Linked DNA regions of Mus musculus: regions 2 and 3 are each linked to region 1. Evidence: chromatin loops called from intact Hi-C (ENCODE). Cell type or tissue: heart. All regions are shown on one strand. Each heading gives the region's core, and the rest is flanking DNA. Links, peaks and the distances in the headings are about the cores only.

Region 1 (6,168 bases), core at 619-5,618:
TATAGGAGGGCAGATTGCTATACAAAAGCATGCCTGCCCTCATCATAGCCAAGCAGAAGTTAGCACCATGGTTTAGGACCTCCAAAACCATCAGCTAAAATACCTCTTTTCTTTGTGAAGTATCCAACCTCAGTATTTTGTTATAGTAACAGAACTCACAGATTACCTCATCCTGTAGAAACTTTCTATGAGCTTCTTTGTGCATGTCCCATTTATTATGTGGTTACTGGTTCCTAAGCATCAGGAAGCAGATTTTGTGAGTCAATTAAGGACTGACCCTAAAGTTGGCATAATCTTAATTATACTGTATTAAACTCACAGGACTTTCCTAAACCGAAGTATGTGGAAAAGCCGAAGCCTTCATGGGATTTGGAATTTGGTATAGTAGCTTTACTGAAGCACTCAGATGATACTGCTGTATCTGTCTTTGGTGGTATGATGTGTGTAGGGGATGCTATCCCTATTATTTCTCTATTCCTTTACATTGTCATTTCCTAAGTGATACATTGGATGAGGAGGAGGAACCCTAACTACACTATAAAGGCTTTTTAGAAAGTTCCAAGCAACCCAAGGGCTTATAATTCATTGAATGATGAGCTAAAGAAGTTCCAGTGACTGATTCTGACCCACATATTGTTCTTCAGTCCTCCCCACCCCTAACTCCCCTACTCACAGGAGAGAGCAAAGCTATAGAATAGGGGCCATCACTCATTTGAGACACAAGCTACCTGCCAAGACTATTACAACCACTGATGAATATAAAATACAGCAGTAGAGAAAGATATGAAGATGACCTCAAGGGTGTGAAGTGATGAAGGGAAGGGATAAGGTAGAGTAGAGAGAGAAAGAAGGGGAGAAAGAGAGTCTGAGAATCTGCAACTGCACTGGCAACTCAAATAGACAGCAATATCTGGCATCTCACAGAGTCACTGGGAGCATGTGATTTATAAATGCAAAAAAAAAAAAAGTGAGTTTAAGACAACTAGAGCTAAGTAAAACCAGCGCAATGTCAGTCCAGGCAAGTCATCAATGATATTGCTACCCTGGAGCCCTAAACTGCCTGCAGCAGCTTCCATTATGTGCCATGCCTGCTTCTTAGTGTCACTTCCACGGGAAACATATCTGGGTGCCTGGGCACACATCCAAGTCTGGGAGGACAATTGTCCACTTCTTTCTTTAACCTATATTTTATAACCAGTGTTCTCTAAAAGTCAGGGGTTGGTCATATAATGAGAGATAAGCCATGGGCAAAAGTCCACTGTACAGCCATGGATTCATTGCATAACTGATTCTGGAGACCTTACACACATGGCAGGTGCTGTTCCCGTGCTGAATCGACAAAGCTGAGCAGGAAGGGTATGGTGTGAGAAGGACAGAAAATAAAGAGATTCATAACTAATTCAGATTTAGGTGAGTCCATTGGAGAAAATAGTAATGTGGGGAAACATATTGGGCCATCAACAGAGATATGGATATACGTTGGTCGTGTGGGGAAGGAGCCAGTATTCATTTACAGGAGATAACAAATAAGGCCACTCGGGACAAAGATCCAGTGACAAGGAGTCAGTACACTGAGAAACCTTGAAAGAAGACCTTCCTTGTCGAGGAAAGTGCAACCAAAAGGCTAGAATGTGGGAACCCGGGAGCAGTTGTGAAAGAAGGAACAGAGACAGGATGGCTGGAGCCAGACCAGCCACAAGATTGTCTGAAGTGACACGAAGGACTAGGTTTCATCATTAGTTGGAAAACAAGAGGCAGAAGAAGGGCAAATGCACACTTGGAGGTAGGATGACGAGTGTGACCTTGTGAAGACATAGAAGCTTTAAGTCTTCCTGGCTACGATCCACTAAGGCATACATTTAATTTCTCTATCCAATACGCACACATATTCTACACTGCTCCTGATTCTTTATAGTTAACCTTGGTCCAAAGATATGGATGGATAAGTCCATGAGTGTAGGTTATATGTTGTGTTGAGTTGTGGGGTGAAATCCCACATTGCCCTGCCCCATCCTGCCTGGGTGTGAGTCATTGCTTTGTGGTGTATCTACCCTGTCTATATATGCTACCTACTCTGCAGTAGTTGCAAGAGAAAGAAAGCACAGTCACACAACCTTTGTTGTGGTGTGTATTTATAAATGCTCTATTTTGTTATTATATTATTATGTTAACCTCTTACTTATGTGAAACTTACCTATTATCTTTACTCCAGTCCTGTGTTTACATGGGGAGGGGACAGTATGTATAAGATTTTATACTATCCATAATTTCTGTACCTACTAGATCTATTAAAATACATCCTCCATAGAAAAAAAGGGCAATAACGTACACAAATGGCCAATTGTATGCACCATCTTAGCTAGGCTTTGGTACCCAGTTACTTAGTCAAGCACTACTCTGTGTGGTTTTTTATGATTTTTTTTGTTTGAATAATACTAATATTTAGTAAGTCAGATTATCTTCCATAAAGTGGAAAAGCCTCATTCAGCCCATTAAAGACCATAAAAAAAAAATCAGTCTGGGGTCCAAGTCAGAGGAGGCTCTTCCTACAAGCATCTTCAAAGCATCTCTGGTTTTACTGATGACTTTGCTACTTACCCTGGCCTTTGTGACTAATTTTGGTTCCTCTTAGTGCTGTGCCTGGGACAGAACAGCTCAGCCTTTTGTTTACTTGTATTGTCAATAGCCAGAAGCTAGAAATAAACTCTGGGAAGAGGGTTCTTCAGCCAGGAAACCTGCATGCAAGCTAGGCAAAAGGCCAGTGGGTGGATGGTGCCACCAGTCTGCCCTCTGCTTGTCTATAAAACCTTAATACTATTTAAGACTAAGTATTTGGAGTAAGTCCACACCACTCCCTCTCCTCTGCTTGCAGAGGATGCCCTCAGGGACTGCTGGAACCAGAGTGAGATGATGTTGCAATGGGCTCAGATCAGTATAAGAGATGGCAGGTCATAGGCAGTGCTGTGCAAATGAAAATTCTGCCCAGAAACCAGATCCACAAGATGCCTTCACCCTCGATGCCAATCTGGTTCCTTAATGAAAAGGGATTTGTATTTTTGTTTCAGCTCTTGAGATCTAATTTGACTTTCTTTTGTCAACAGCAGAAATGCTGCTGCTTCTTTCTTTCTTTCTTTCTTTCTTTCTTTCTTTCTTTCCTTCTTCTTCTCCTCCTCCTCCTCTCCCTCCTCCTTCTTCTCCTTCTTCCTGTTTAGAATCGAGTTGTATCTGTGTGTGTTTCTTACCTTCTAAGCTAGACTATTCATTCTAAAAGGCACCAAATATACTATGACTATCCATCGGGGACATGACACTGCTCTCTACCTAGCAGAAGATGAATGAATAGAAAAATGGCTGGTCACATCAACAAAGGCACAGAGATGAGACAGGAGGGTGATAGAGTAGGATTAACACAGCACTTCCCAGGTTCTGACAACATAGTTCTCCCTAAAATAATTATGCAGTCGAGTCAACTATACAGCAATGCAATCTGTGTCCCCATGACGTAACTCAGATCTTTATCAATACTGCAGAAGTACTGAGATGACCTGCCGTGAAGAAACCTAGAATTTCTCAAAACTGTTTGCACACTTATGCTTTCTGTTGTTAACCATCACCAACACCTGCTCTCTGGCACATTGGCAATAAGCTGTTTTGGAAATGTATAGCCCAATTCAGCATGCAAGGAGCTTTGAAATCAGCATGGGAGATACTTGCTCCCTCCCCAATTCTCTTGGGCTGGGGTGCAAAGTGGAGAGTGTTTCTCTGCTGTTGAACTACCTCTTTCTGCAAAACAAGGAAATATGGAAACTGTTGCACTGCTGGAAACTCCCCTGCAGGACCCTCAGGGCCAGGCCTTGGTGAACTGAGTTCTGCTCTCAATCACGTTTTTCTACAGTCTGCTCACAAATGGCAAAGGAGTCCACACACATTCTTGTTGGCTATACCAAAGCAAGATGGGGGGGGGATTTTAAAACAGAGGGGTTTTTATTCTTTAATATTGGTGTGTATGGAGGTGGGCAACATCTCTCCTTCCATGAGTTTCTAGGATTAAACTCAGTTTATCAGGCTTGTGCAACAAGTACGTTTAGCCACTGAACAGTCTCGCCAGGCCCAAACCATGAGACTTTGATCCTTACGCAAAAGTCTAATTTCACTTCAGAATCACTTGCCATCTGGCAAAAGGTTGAGTGAAATTTCTAATGAAGGTTCAAGTCAAATGTGAATGACTAAACCAGAAGAATCCCCCAGTATATGGCCATCTCCTTTGTGTAGTACCAACAAGAGGTAAAAAGTTGGTGCTTTGATGCAGCAAACCTGCTCTATCAGGCCCCTGTACCTCCTTTCCTAGCCAAAGCCACTCCTCTGATGCAAGTTCCCTCATCTGTCATGGGGCAATAGCATGCACTTAGAAGTACTGCTGTTGAAATTCTGACAATATGTTGAAAATGCCAAGGACAATACCTGACATGAATAAGAACCATCTTCCAGACTAAATCTACTCAACAAGACTCTGCCAGGGGATCTATGAGAGCAAAGGCTTATAAAATAGGCCTGGTTTCAATAATGTGACATTAATTCAGTCACCCTTTTATCCTGGAAAGGGCATTAATTTCACTAACGTACAAGCAACGCAATGTTAGGTTACACACAAGCAGTCAGGATCATTCCTTCTCAGGGTTTAGTTTCACTGGAGCAAGATGACTTAGAAGGGTAAAGCAACCCCACACTACAGAACCATCCGGACTCTGGCGAGCAGTGTTAACAGAGCAGAATAAAAAATGAATGGAATGTTTGTGCTGGAACTTTAATAAGAATTTAGCTAGTTTCTACACTACCGGCACTGAAGGCTATTGCCTCCCAGATGGAAAGTTGATCTTGATCTTTTTTGGCTCTGGGTCCATCCTCCCTTTAGGAAAGTTAGACTCTCTTATGCAAACTGTTGCTCACAGGTGAAAGTGCTCCGTGCTACTTCCCTCAGTTTGAGGTGTCAGGAAAGACTCTTGGGGGCAGTTCTATTCCACATGACCTAGTGGAGAACTGAAGACCCTTCAGGTGACTCTAGAAGTTACACAGAGTCCAAGACAGGTCTGGACCCAGGCACACACACCCCCAAAGCATGTTCTGATGGAATTGGAAGTGCCAGTGACCTTGAAGCATTTGCTTGTTTACTCAGAATGCTTAGGAGCTGCCCCCTCCACTGTGTTGCCCTGTACATTGTCCCATGCCCTAAGCTTGGATCATACCCAACTATCCAAATAATCTTGACGCCTTTTTCTGGGGAGTGGAAGACTGGCAAGCCACCAAGCCCTGGGTGAGGTGCCAAAGTCCTTGTTATGTAAGAAACCTGGTTGCCACCCTCATGAGAGTGTGGGAGTTTCATAATGCTGTGTCATTCCCCTGGTAGAAGTGATGTGTGATTTGGCAGTTTCTAAAAGCAAAACCAGAATATCATGAAGACAGGGTCTCAGTCAGATCTGCAAAAACAAAAATCCATTTCCTTGATTTCTAACCAATGTGCCCAGAACATTATTTTCAACTAAGAGTCTCAATGTCCAACCTGTTAAGACTGTCTATAACTTATTCAAGCTGGTTTATATTTTGAAATTAGGGAGCCTTGACTAATAAACTGGAAGAGATTTGTAGGGAGCACCTCAAGCAACTAACAACAGTATCTATGACGTCCATTGCAATTCTTGGCATCATGCCAGCATTTCAGGCTTCTCATTCCCTCCACCTGACTTTTTGAAACAAATACTATTACTCCTCCATTCTACAAAAAGGGAAACTTGAACACAAATTGGGTAGGTCCCCCTAATCCTGAGTCAAAAGAATCTCCCCTCTTCTTCAAGCTGCCCATCCTGGAGCTCAGAGACGTGGGATCCAGTTCTCATCTCCCTTTCTCCTTCCTTACTCTCAATTCCAGTCCCTCTCCCTCCCTTTCCTCCTTCCCCCTTCTCTGCCTCTTCTCACATCCAGTAAATCATTAAACTCTATCTTGCTAAAGCTGATGGATATTTTAATCAGTCACCACCCTTTACATCTGTAGAACGTGTCATAGAAACTCTTTTTCTGAGATGCACATCAACAATGTTAATTCCTATTTTATAAAGGACATTAGTCATTTGGGCACTATACCCAAACCCTTGACTGTGTTGAAGAAACTTCTCT
Region 2 (6,168 bases), core at 344-5,343, 130 kb after region 1:
TGGCTTCACTAGCTGGACTGATGACCTCTGGATTCAAGTGAGGGACCATGTCTCAAAAGATAACGTGGTGAGCAACTGAAGACATCTTCTGTCAGTCTCTGGCCTCCACGTGCACCCTCCCACAAGTGCACACTCAACAGCACGCACGCATGTACTCACACCCACATTTGGAAACATACACACAGCCACATCATACACATATACATGCAAAAAATAGCTGAGATAGTAATGCGAGTATACAAACACAGATCTGCAGAGTGGGTCTTGAGTTGACTTTCAAATTATCAGTCTATCTAGTTAACAGTTTTTCAAATGTATATTGCCATACCTAGAAATTCTTCAAATGCTATGGCTTGCTTAGGGGGCATAGTTAAACAACATTATGCTGATTTTAATCTTTAATTGCCAAGGCTAATTACTGACTCTAGGAAGCCACATGCATTGGGAGTCTTTGGGGACAAATTACAGCTTGTGATGGAGCCATCTGCTACATTAGCAAATTATACTTTGGAAGACACGGACAGTACTAGTTTAATGTCATTATCCCCATGATGCAACAGACCTTGCATATGAGTCCCGCCTCCTGCCCTATTTTCTATACAGCGGTGGGATCTCTGGCCACTGAAGTGGTAGACTTCTGTGTTGTTGAGGGAGGACAGAAGCTTAAGGAACGTGGACATGAAAGGTGCCCTTCAGCTCAGAAGCTGGGTGAAGCCTCTCACCAGCTGAGAGTCGAGGATGACAACACAGCCAATGACATCCATTTAAGGCCTTGCAAACCTCACCTGCAAACCTGTGGTTTCCTAGGCTCTCACCAGAAACCACACTTAACAGGAAAAGATGGGTCCTAAACAAACCCTTTGTGCAATCTACGGGGCTCCTCCTGGCGCCTTACTGGATTGCAATCCCACCAAAGGCACCTTCAGTGCCAACTTCTAATCTCAAGAGTGGAGAGGTAGGGGAGGGGAGTGTCCCTTAGGAACCTGCTGAGCAGCGAACCCCAGACGCTTCCAGAACCCAGACATAGTCACCAGGAGGACTCTTGAAACCCGACTCCTTTGTGAGCAGCCCACACCTGTGTTTCCTCCCCAGCTGCCCTCCTTTTTGCTTTTAGTAAATTCCAACTCTGTCTCCTATTGGCTCATCCTGAAATTCCTGCCCAGGTGGCAGCCCAGGATCAGGGTTTCCCCCCCCCCCCCCCGTGGTGGTCTATAAAGAGAACTCAGGCTGCTGCAGGTGACAGTGTGGAGGTTACAGGGTGCAGGTGACAGTGTGGAGATGGCAGGGTACAGGTGACAGTGTGCAGGTGACAGTGTGCAAGTGACGGTGTGCAGGTAACAGAGTACAGGTGTCAGAGTGCAGGTGACAGGGTACAAGTGACAGGGTGCAGGTGACAGGGTGCAGGTGACAGTGTGCAGGTGACAAGGTGTAGGTGACAGGGTGCAAGTGACAGGGTGCAGGTGACAGTATGGAGGTGACAGTGTGCAGGTGACTATGCAGGTGACAGGGTGGAGGTGACAGGGTGGAGGTGACAGGGTGCAGGTGACAGTGTGCAGGTGACAGTGTAGAGCTGTCCTTCTGTCACTTGCTCTCATCTTGCCTCAGTTTCCATCAGGGTGGATGTGAGGGGACTGAGGGATGAGTCCAATCTTTGATGTCTTAAATAAAAGGCTCTCTATAAAATACCTAAACCTAGTTAGTACTTGGTGTTTAGTCCCAGCAATGGGATAGCAGAAGACAGGTTTACAAAGCTTAGTCCCTCAGGCATCACAACCACCAGAGACTCGCCTGAAGTCTAGCTCTGCGGGCTGTGAGGGGTGCCGGTACCATCAGTGCTGTGGGGGTGGGGTAGAATCCGCTTCTCTAAGTCACTTGACTCTTTGGCTCTCGGCTGTTGCTCGTTCCATCTTTGGGAGAGGTTCATGAGAAGGTTTAGAGGGAGGAAAGGAAAGGAGGAAATGATAGCATTACAATATCTCTTTAAAAATTAAAAGGAAGAGAGTGGAAGAGACAAGTTCTCGAAACAGCCTGGATGCTGAGCTCAACCCAAAGCACGGGTGTAAGCTCTGGCCAGCAGCCCTCAGAGGCTTCCAGCTCAGCGGCCCGAGACTCCTCACTGAAAATATCCAGCATCTGATGAGGCAGCTGCGGGTTAAATTTAGCCTTGGCAAACTCAGGCCTTGGCTGGATGCTGGAAGCATCTGAGTGGATGGATGGAGGGCCGATGGATGCGTGGATAAAGAATGGACACATGAACAGGTGGATGGACAAATGGACAGACAGGTGGATGGATAGACAGATGGATGGACTTAGCACAGGTAGGTGTGAGAGCCTGGGCTACTGTGGCCTGTGTGATGATGATGCTGACACCAGGAGAGAGGCAGAGCTAGAGGAAGGAGATGAGTTGGGAAGCCCTCCTCTCTCAGTGGCCACCAGCCTGGCACAGCCCTTTGATGGCCAAGGGAAGCATGAAGATAGATGCAAGGAAAAGGAGCCATAGAGACGGTGAGAATCTGTAGAGCCATGTCCCCTGGAAAACTGCTGTGAGGGATCATCCAGTAATGTCACATTAGCCAAGTAAGGTCCCGCACTGGGTCCACAGATATTCAGTGTGACCTTTGTCCTAGCTGTGTGTCAGAGGCCACCTCAGGGCTTTTATGTCATCATGATCCAACCGTTATTTGCTTCCTCAGTGACCTGTTAAAGTGCGAACAACTATGGACGTTGCGTTTCCTTGGTTAACGCAGTTATCGTTGCTGTCCCTGGAAGGGGTAGAGGACAGAAGGGCAGGGAAGGAATGATCAGCATGAATGAACTAATGAATGGAGTGTCTCTTGTGTTAATATGCTGACACTGGAGGAAGCAGTACATACAGTAACTGTAGCTGAATACAAAGAAATTACCTTCCCCGTTTGGTAGATGAGAAATAATGTGCCTTATTTGGGGCTTCCATGAAGATTAAATGAGAGTATTTGACATGAGATAGCTCACTTCAATAGATGCTGGGTGAACTTGGTCGTCAGAGGGCCAGAGAATCCCTCCCACCTCACGGTTTGCCAGTCTGGCTTTAGCATCCTCCGGGCCAGCAGGTCGCCTGAGTATCACACGACTACACTGCCACCTTCTGGCCACCTGGAGTACTTCAGCTGTGCTGCCTTTTGAACAGGTCCTGCCCAGATGGACCTGCAGACTCAGACTGTCCTGCACTGAGCTGAGCTGTACAGCTGTTGGAGCAAGTCACCTGGGACTTCAACAACCTGGATTTCAGTCTTCTAAGCAAGGTACGGACACTGGGGATCAACAGCCCAGTTCCCCCATTCCAATCCTCATTTACAGGTTGTTGGTCTTAACTGTGTACTGTACTGGAATGTCCTGCACACACACACACACACACACACACACACACACACACACACACACACACACCATCTGCATCCTACACCAGACCTATGGGATTAGGCTCTCCAGGAGGCCTAGGGGTGGTTCTCCATGAAAAAGGAAACCTTCTCAAAGTCTCAACCCAGTTCTGAGAATTGAGAATTTGGTGCCTCTTTGTGTCTGCTCCAGTCACCTTTAGTCTTTCACAGCTGTATAGATGACACAAGCCAGGCTCTCTGCACTTAAAATCAACACAGGGAGCTAGAGACAAGAGGAGGTAAGGACAGAGAGAAGCGAGAGCTGACTGAACAAAACAAAGGGGAAGAAAAGTGGCCACACTGAAGCAGGTGGAAAGGAAAGAAAAAGAGAGGAGATGAGATTAGGGGAGAGACATGGAAAATGGGAGCTGGGCCAGAGGCAAACAAGAACCTAAACAAAATCAGTGGACAAATACTAGAGTAAAAAAAAAATTCAATGTATGGTTAAGATCAATATCCAAAAAAAAAAAAAAAAAAAACCCTTGCAGATATTAACAAGGTTGAGATAGCACACTAGAATAAGCAAAGATACCGAAATTCCCGGTACACAGTTTCAGAGGATTGCTTTTGCCTATATAGTTGACAAAACCCAGAAAGCCACTTACTTATTTCTTGGAGTGTGGAAGAAGGAAATAGTTTCCTAAATGCTGTTGGCAGTTATGAATGTGAATTGTCACATTTGAACACAAGAAGCTGGCACCATATAGCAAAATGCACCACCCATCATCAGCCCACCATCCCTGGGACCAGATGGATGCCTTAGGGACACAGCATTGTGGACCAAATGTTGACATATCAGGCTGGTTTGATTATGGCTCCATACAGCAGCCATGATAAGTGAGAAAGCCATGCATGTCACACTGGAATTTAAGGCCTGAGATGTTTCTTTGTAAGAATAATAAGAAAGCAACAATGTTCATAATTTTGTGCCACTATGGAAAGCACAAAATGTCAGATGTGTGTGTGTGTGTAGCATACAGTGATATAGTAATATTGAATGTTTCAGCTAGTTGGCTATCACCTGCTGTGTTTGTTATTTTAAATGAATATATAGGAATATAAGTAAAGGTGTCTTAGGATTTCTATTACTAATGTGAAACACCATGACCAGCAGAGTTTATTTTTCTTACAATTCCACATCACTGTTTAGCATAGAAGGAAGTCAGGGCAGGAATGTAGGGTGGGTGGGAACCTGGAGCCAGGAGCTCTGCAGAGGCTCTGGAGGAGTGGTGTTTACTGGTTGGCTTCTCATGGCTCCCTCTTATAGCACCCACAGCCACAGCCCAGGGGTGAAACAGCCCACAGTGGGCTGGACCCTCCCCATTAGTCATTAACTAAGAAAACGCTGTACAGGCCCACCCACAGCCGGATCTTTCTCAGTGGAGACTTCCTTTTAGATGAGTCTAATCTGTGTCAAATAAACAAAAAGCTAGCCAGCAGAGTAAGAATGGGCAGGCACACAGTAGGTTGACAGCATGCGTTACTTGAAAAGGGAAGGGGGTTTCTGTGGATAGGAGAATAAAGACAGAGTAACTGCCTTAACAAGGAAAAAGGAAAAAAACATGGAAACCTTTATAACAATTATAAATTCTAGGTATATCTATAAAATTGTACATGTGTGTTTACACATATACAGTGTTTTAAAATACAGCAGCGATGTTGAATCTGGTGGCACAGTCCTGAAATTCCAGCTACTCATAAGGCTACAGAAGGAGGATCACAGGTTCAAGGTCTGTCTTAGATACAGAACACATTCAAGGGCAGAAGGAACAATTTAGTAAGGCCCTGTCTCAAAGTCAAAGCACACGGCACAATTGCCAGTACCAACAAAATTCATAAGTAGCTTTCATGCAGTAATCCTCTGATCATACTGTATAACAAAACAAACCTCAACTCTCAGTGATGTACCCCAATGGGCATGTCTCTCTCACTCTCAGATCTGGGGCTCAGCCAAGGTGGTCGAATTGGGCTGTAGATCCAGTTCTTACAGGGCACTGTGAGCGTCATTCTGAAACCTGAACCAGCTCGAGTACACTCACCTCAAGGGCAATGGGATGCTCGAGCTAAGCCATGTAACTGAATTTAGATCTCTACCCAGAGGAGTCCCATGTCTAACTCAACATGGTGGGATAAGGAAATAGATTCCTGTGGAGTTGGGTGGGGAAATGAAGGCAGGGCAACAACAACAACAACAACAACAACAACAACAACAACAACAACAACAAACTTTCCCCAAGCTTCAGTGAGAAGTGAGGCAGTGGCGGAGGACCATCTCACCCGCTGCTTGTGAGAACCAGGGTGAAAGCATTGCAGCAATGGTATGGTGATGTGCTGTAGTTGGATAATGTCTGACTGTGGCCTCCAAAGCCCACCAGCTGGAGCTGAGTCTCCGGAGTGCTGGGTTTGAGGCTGTGGAAGCCTTAAGAGCCTGGGCTGAAGGTGGGGATGCTGTCCTCGGGAAGGATGGATGCTGTTCTGGGGTCTCTGGTTATAAAGAGGGCAAGTTGGCCTTGGCTCGTTCAAGCTTCTGGTCTCTTATGTGATTTCTGCCATAGGTCTTCTCTCCGTGGTGATGCTTGTTATGAGGTCACCCATCAAAGGACAAAGAATCCTGGCTTTCCAGCCTCCAAAACTGAAGGCTGAATAAACGTAATCTCTCTGTGAAGTTTCCACCTTCAGGTATTTTGTTATACCAACAGAAAATAGAAACACTAGGAACAGTTACAACAGTGTCACTTGGAAAGTACAAATA
Region 3 (6,168 bases), core at 344-5,343, 110 kb before region 1:
TGTTCATGCAGCACCCACAGCAGCCAGAAGAGGGCATTAGATCTTCTGGAACTAGGGTTACAGATGGCTGTGAGCTGCTATGAAGACACTTGGAACTGAAGCTGGATCCTCTTAAGAGTAGCAAAAGTCCTTAACTTGACCATTAGACTACTTTATGGCTTCCCAATGATGTCACACTTAATAAACCACCCTTTTTTTCTCACCCTTACTTATCTCTCTTTTTTAATTACTTAATTCTTTTTTTTTTGGGGGGGGGGAAATAGATTCTTCTCTCCTACAAGTTGTCCCAACTACACCTTTTCCTTCCAGATCCCCCCACCTCCTCTCTTCCCCGGATCCACCCCCTCTCTGTTTCCTCTTCAGAAAAGAGCAGGCTTCCAAGAGACAATAGCAAACAGGGGAAACAGTATGACAAAGCAAATGCCATCATTTTGAGGCTGGACAGGATAACCTATTAGGAGGAAAACCATCCCAAGAGTCAGGGGTACATCTGTTCCCAAAAAAACACCAACCTAACAGCCACAATGTATGCAAAGGACTTGGTGCAGACCCATGCAGGCCCCTTGCTTGCTACTTCAGTCTCTGTGAGCCCATGTGAGCACTGCTTAGTAGACTCATTAGGTCATACTCTCCTGGTGTCCTTTATCCCCTCTGACTCCTACAATCTTCCCAACCCTTCTCCTGTGAGTGTTTCCTGATGTGTTTCCCTTTCCCAGGGAAATCCACGCTTCCCCCTTAAAGCCTTCCTCGTTAACCTAACCCCACTGGATCTGTGGTTTGTAGTTTTATTTGACAGCTAATATCCACTTAGAAGTGAATTCATTCCATATGTGGTTTTCTGGGTCTGAGTTACCTGACTCAGGATGATTTTTCTAGTTCAATCCATTTGCCATATACATGATGTTATTTTTAAAAAGCAGCTAAGTAATAATATATTGTGTAAATGTATCATAGTTTCTTTATCTATTCTTCAGTTGAGGAACATTTAGGTTGTTTCCAGTTTCTGGCTTTTATGAATAAAGCCACAATGAACACAGTTGAGCAAGTGTCCCTGTGGTAGGATGGAATGTCTTTGGATACATATCCATATCTACTGAAGAGTAATATAGCCAAGTCTTGAAGTAGACTGATACCCAATTTTCTGAGGATCTGCCATATTGATTGCCATAGTGACTATACAAATCTGCATGCCCACCAGCAATGGAGGAGGGTTCCTTTTGTTCCACATCTTTGCCAGCATGGGCTGTCACTTATGTTGTTTATCTTAGTCATTTGGACAGGTGAAAAATGGAATCACAACCTAGTTTACATTTGTATTTCCCTGATGGCTAAGGATGTTAAACATTTCTTTGAGATTCCTTTATTGAGAACTCTGTTTAGATTTGTTCCCCATAGATTACTTGTTGCTGTTTTTGTTTTTGTTGTTGTTGTTGTTTAACTATCTACTTTCTTGAGTTCTTTATATATTTTGGATATTAGTCTTCTATTGAACAGGGAGTTGGTAAGCTGTAGAAAATACCAGAAAATGGCAAGATCTCCCATGCTTATAAATCAGTAGGATTAACATAGTAAAGATGTCCAACCTACCAAAACAATCTACAGATTCAACATAATCACCATCAAAATTCCAATACAATTTTTTACAGACTTTAAGGAGGACAATTCTCAACTTCATATAGAGAGACAAAAATCCAGGGTAGCTAAAACAATCCTGAGCAGTAAAACTGGAGGCATCACCATTTCTGATTTCAAGCTGTACTACAGAGCTATAGTAATAAAAACTGCATTATTTTGGCATAAAAACAGACAGGTTGATCATTGGAAACAAATTGAAGACCCAGACAAAATAACAGGAATTAACAATCATTGTTCATGGATATCTGTTAATATCAATGGTTTCAAATCCCTAATTAAAAGCACAGATTAACAGTGGATTTGAAAACAGGATTCATCATTCTGCTGCATACAAGAAACATACCAAAACATTATGAGTAGATATTACCTCAGGGTAAAGGGCTAGAAAAAAATATCCCAAGAAAATGGTCTAATAAGCAAGCTGGTATAGTCATTTTAATATCTAACAAAATAGACTTCAAACTAAAATTAGTCAAAAAGAGATGTGAATGGATATTACATATTCATCAAAGAAAAATCCACCAAGATGAAAGTTCAGTTCTTAACATCTATGCTCCAAACACAAGGTAAGAGAAACAGCTTAAATCACATATTGACCCTCACATGCTGATAGTGAGAGGCTTCACTACCCACCTCTCACCACATACCAGGATGCAAAACAATTCTCAACTGATACTAGAAAATTGAAATAACTCCCTGCCTGCCATCAGACTGCTACAGATTGATACTGGATTTCAACAACAGAAACAACAGAAATCTTATCAACTCGTGGAAACTGAACAACTCTCTACTTTATGAAAAATGAGACCATACAAATATGAAATTAAAGACTTTCTAGAATCTAGTGAAAATTAGTACACATCATATCAAACTTATGGGACACAAGGGAAGCAGTTCATAATACTAAGTGCCTTCATAACCCAAATTGGAGGTCCCATACTCATAACTTAACGGCACACCTGAAAGCTCGAGAACAAAAAGTAAACCTGCTCAAGGGGAGCAGAGGGCAGAAAATATCAAACTGGGGACTGAAACCAATAAAATAGAAACAAAGAGAACAATACAAAGAGTCAATGAAACAAAGAGTTGTTTGAGAAAATCAATAAGATAGACAAGCTCTTAGCCAAACTAACTAAAAGACACAGAGAGAATATCCAAACTGATAAAAGCAGAAACAAAAAAGGGGGAGTAACAACAGACACTGAGGAAATCCAGAGAATCATAAAGACATAATTGTAACTTTAAATGCTTTAACCTTCCTTGTAATCCACCACCCACCAGAGGTAGTGGGAAAGAAAAACGATGGGGGAAGTGAAACTGTTTAGAAAGGTTCTTTGGAGCAACTGTCTCTGTTGTCTGGAAATCAACAGTTCAGTTCACACTTTAGTAGGCAGTGGCAGCTCGATCCACTTGAAAACACTTCACAGATATACCAGCAGTCCAATTTGGTAGAGGTGAGTTATGACACAACCTAGCAGAGACAGCCAGACCTCAGCCTTGGCTCAAATAAGCAGGAAGGACCAACAGGAACACCAGGAGAAGTTCTTGGCTGTGCCTCTCCCAGGGAAGTAAAGATGAGAGACCCACAAGTGCTGTACAGCTAGCTGTACCAGCAAGCCAAACTCTGTCTCTGTCACTCTGTGGAGTCCTATTTATACCCTCCAAACATTATGTGTCCTCCATGTGACTTGCCTCAGCATGTGCATCCAATCAGCCCAAGTCGGCTGACGTAGCAAGAAACTGCGGCACACCACCAGAAGTTTTGTTTTTTGTTGTTGTTTTGTTTTTGTTTTTATTTTGTTGTGCTTCTCTCTATGGAGTCTCGACAAATGTAGCTCAACTACACAATGTAAGGTGGAACAACATGTATGTTAGCAAAGGTCATCACGTGTCCTTTTACATGCTTGCTTTAGCAGAACATCCTCTCTCCTGTGTCTGCTTCATCGAAACATTCCTTCACGACTCTGCCTTAGTCTTCCACACCTGTGTCCACTTTAACAAAAAATTCATTCACATGTTTGCCCCAGCAAAACACCATCCAACCAACTTTCCAAAGAACCCTTAAATTTCCATTTCACATAATTTTAAAACTTACATATTGAAATTATATTTAAAAACTTACATAATTTAAAAATTGACATATTGAGATGGGAATGGAGAGGGCCTAATCCTAGTCAGAATTTGGAATTTTCACCTTAAAAACTTTGTTTACAACTTTGATGAGCAGACCCAGGAGAAAAGAGGCCTTTTCTGTGTGTCAGCCATTTGCACAAGTTGTCTCCAGATGGAGGAAATAGATGAAATGGCCTCTGTCTGCTACTGGAATCAGGGATTTTTGTCTTTCCCCTTCTGAGGGCACCACTTTGGTGAAGCAGGGATGCATGTGTTTGAATTTTATAGGCTCTACTCCCGAGTAAGATCCCAGTGTAGCTCAGCAGCCTGAGACCACACATTTGGGAAACTCAGACCAAGCACTATGGTACTATGCACAGAAGCCTGACAAGTGAAACACTGGGAGAAAACGACAAGGAAACTGTGAAGTCGTATTCAGTGGATTGAAAAGCTGGTGAGAACCAGTTCCACTGGAACCTCCACACTGACTTCGTAGCTGGTAGGATGTTAGCCAGAGCTAGCAGGGACAGAGCCAGCAGTCTCAACTGGAGACCAGAAGGAGTTTGCAGGGGTGTAACTGAACCAGAGACTCACTTTGAAGCACTACAAATGGTCCTGGAATCAAAATCATGGGACGCAATGGGACAGCCTATTCACAGAAGACCTCCCAGTCCCAGGGAAAGAGCTCGAGAGAGTCCAAATGAAAGTCAATAGTCAGGCCAGTGAGTTTTCATATCTGCTCTCTACACCCAGACTTCCCTCATTCTGTATATGTGCCATCTGTGTTTAATACACAAGGTTATTTTATCAGACCTTCTTGACCATGCTGTGTGCTTGAACTTACTTTTCATCTCCTACCCTTTTCCTTATATTACTTTGGCTTTTTCCTCTTCCAAATAGCACAGTGTAGCCTGGTTTGCAGGGGTCCCTGTGCCTCAGCCTCCTGACACATTGGACTTCTCTGGCATCTCATGACATATCTTTACCTCTTTCTCTTCAGTCTACTTTTAGCTAAAATCCCCTTATCCCACCCTCCTCCCACACACATACACACACACACTGGTTTTGTTACCTGGAGTTCCCCCTCTAATTTACATTCCCCCCTGCTATATTCTATCTATCAGTCCATTACTACCCACCCATCATACTGTGTTTTCTATCTCCCTTCTTCCTGTTATACCTTCTATATATTGAAGGCTCCACCTATACCTAATACGTTGTTCACAGTGTACTGTCAATGCCCTCTACCATGTAAAATGATTACCACTTAAGGGGAGATTGTTATGTAATTAATTATTACTTATTTTGTGGGGAATCTACATTGTGGGTAATAGCTCTTTCAGGGGAGAGCTATGGATACAGACCAGTGCTAGTCTGAATACTAGTCTTACAGAGGAAAAAAAAATCCACCACCAATTAAAAGAAACCTCAGCCCTACTACACTCCAGTCCCTCCTGAGCATTGCAAACACCCAACTGAAAGAAGAAATGTGACCTGACAATATTGATATTTCAGAATGGTACAACCCTGATACATGAACATAATGGAGTAATGAACTTAGCAGACTCTAAGAACATTGCCTGCAAACCCTACAGATTCATGCTCTTCTAAGAAGCCCATTAGCAGACTCCAAAATAGACTCTATATTCTGACACAAAGCAACTCTTACCAAATACAGGAAAACTGAACTAATGTTTTATGCTCTATCTGACTAAAGCTGATGAATGCTTCCAGTAAAGAGGCACGATACAAAATTAACATACAAAGACAAGTAGCCTCTCTATTTCCTAAGGATAAACAGCTAAGAAAGAAATCAAGGAAACAACCCCATTCAAGATAGCCTCAAATAACTTTTAATAAATCCGAACAAGGAAGTACAAACTGTCTACAGTATAAACCTTAATGCACCAAAGAAGGAAATTGAGGAAAACACTAGAAAATAGAACAACCTCCACATTCATGGATTGGAATTAGTTTTTGAAAACGACTATCTACCAAGAGCAATACACAGATGCAATGCAGTCCCCATTGAAACTCCAACACAGTGCTTTACAGAAAGAGGGGGGCCAAACCCTTTGAATTCTTATGAAAGACCCAGACAGCCAAAGCAATCTGAACAATTAAAGACCCTGCTGTAGGTGTCAGCATCCCTGATTTTGAATTATAGTAAAAAATCCATAGTAATAAACCAGCACGGCACCAGCACAGAACCAGACGTATTGTTAATAGAATCATATAGAAGAACCATATGTAAGCTCACACGGTGACAGCCACCTGGTCATTGACAAAAATTCACAAGGAAAAAGAAAGCCTCTTTAACAAATGGTGCTGGGAAAACACAGTCCTACACATATGAGAATAAAACAAGATTGAAGTATCTTACCTTGTACAAGACACACATGTGGACATACACACACACAT

The links. Hi-C counts contacts between places; a loop is a spot of excess contacts. Peaks named below come from ENCODE experiments on the same cell type or tissue, not always from the same donor. Only the 100,000 strongest peaks of a DNase experiment are listed, where the experiment ranks them.
Region 2: it touches region 1 in a loop (2.9-fold over the local background); 2 of 42 quality-filtered maps call a loop at or near these places.
Region 3: a loop joins it to region 1, with 1.9 times the contacts of the local background. A loop is called at or near these places in 2 of 42 quality-filtered maps.

Annotation. Positions count from the first base shown.
Region 1 is chr12:32,763,253-32,769,420 of GRCm38, forward strand. The region is part of intron 1 of Gm40376 (predicted gene, 40376); the gene reads left to right. Among named protein-coding and RNA genes, the nearest start is that of Gm40376, 42 kb to the left of the region's middle. In heart, for the core only: a CTCF peak has its summit at 2,792; DNase peaks (open chromatin) are centred at 2,749 and 5,279; H3K27me3 peaks cover 1,287 bases.
Region 2 is chr12:32,894,554-32,900,721 of GRCm38, forward strand. All of the region lies in intron 2 of Gm33484 (a long non-coding RNA gene), which reads right to left. Among named protein-coding and RNA genes, the nearest start is that of Gm33484, 11 kb to the right of the region's middle. In heart, for the core only: no CTCF peak of the experiment used is centred there; DNase peaks (open chromatin) are centred at 2,158 and 3,128; H3K27me3 peaks cover 1,120 bases.
Region 3 is chr12:32,653,278-32,659,445 of GRCm38, forward strand. No RefSeq gene overlaps it. Among named protein-coding and RNA genes, the nearest start is that of Gm40376, 68 kb to the right of the region's middle. In heart, for the core only: no CTCF peak of the experiment used is centred there; a DNase peak (open chromatin) is centred at 3,144.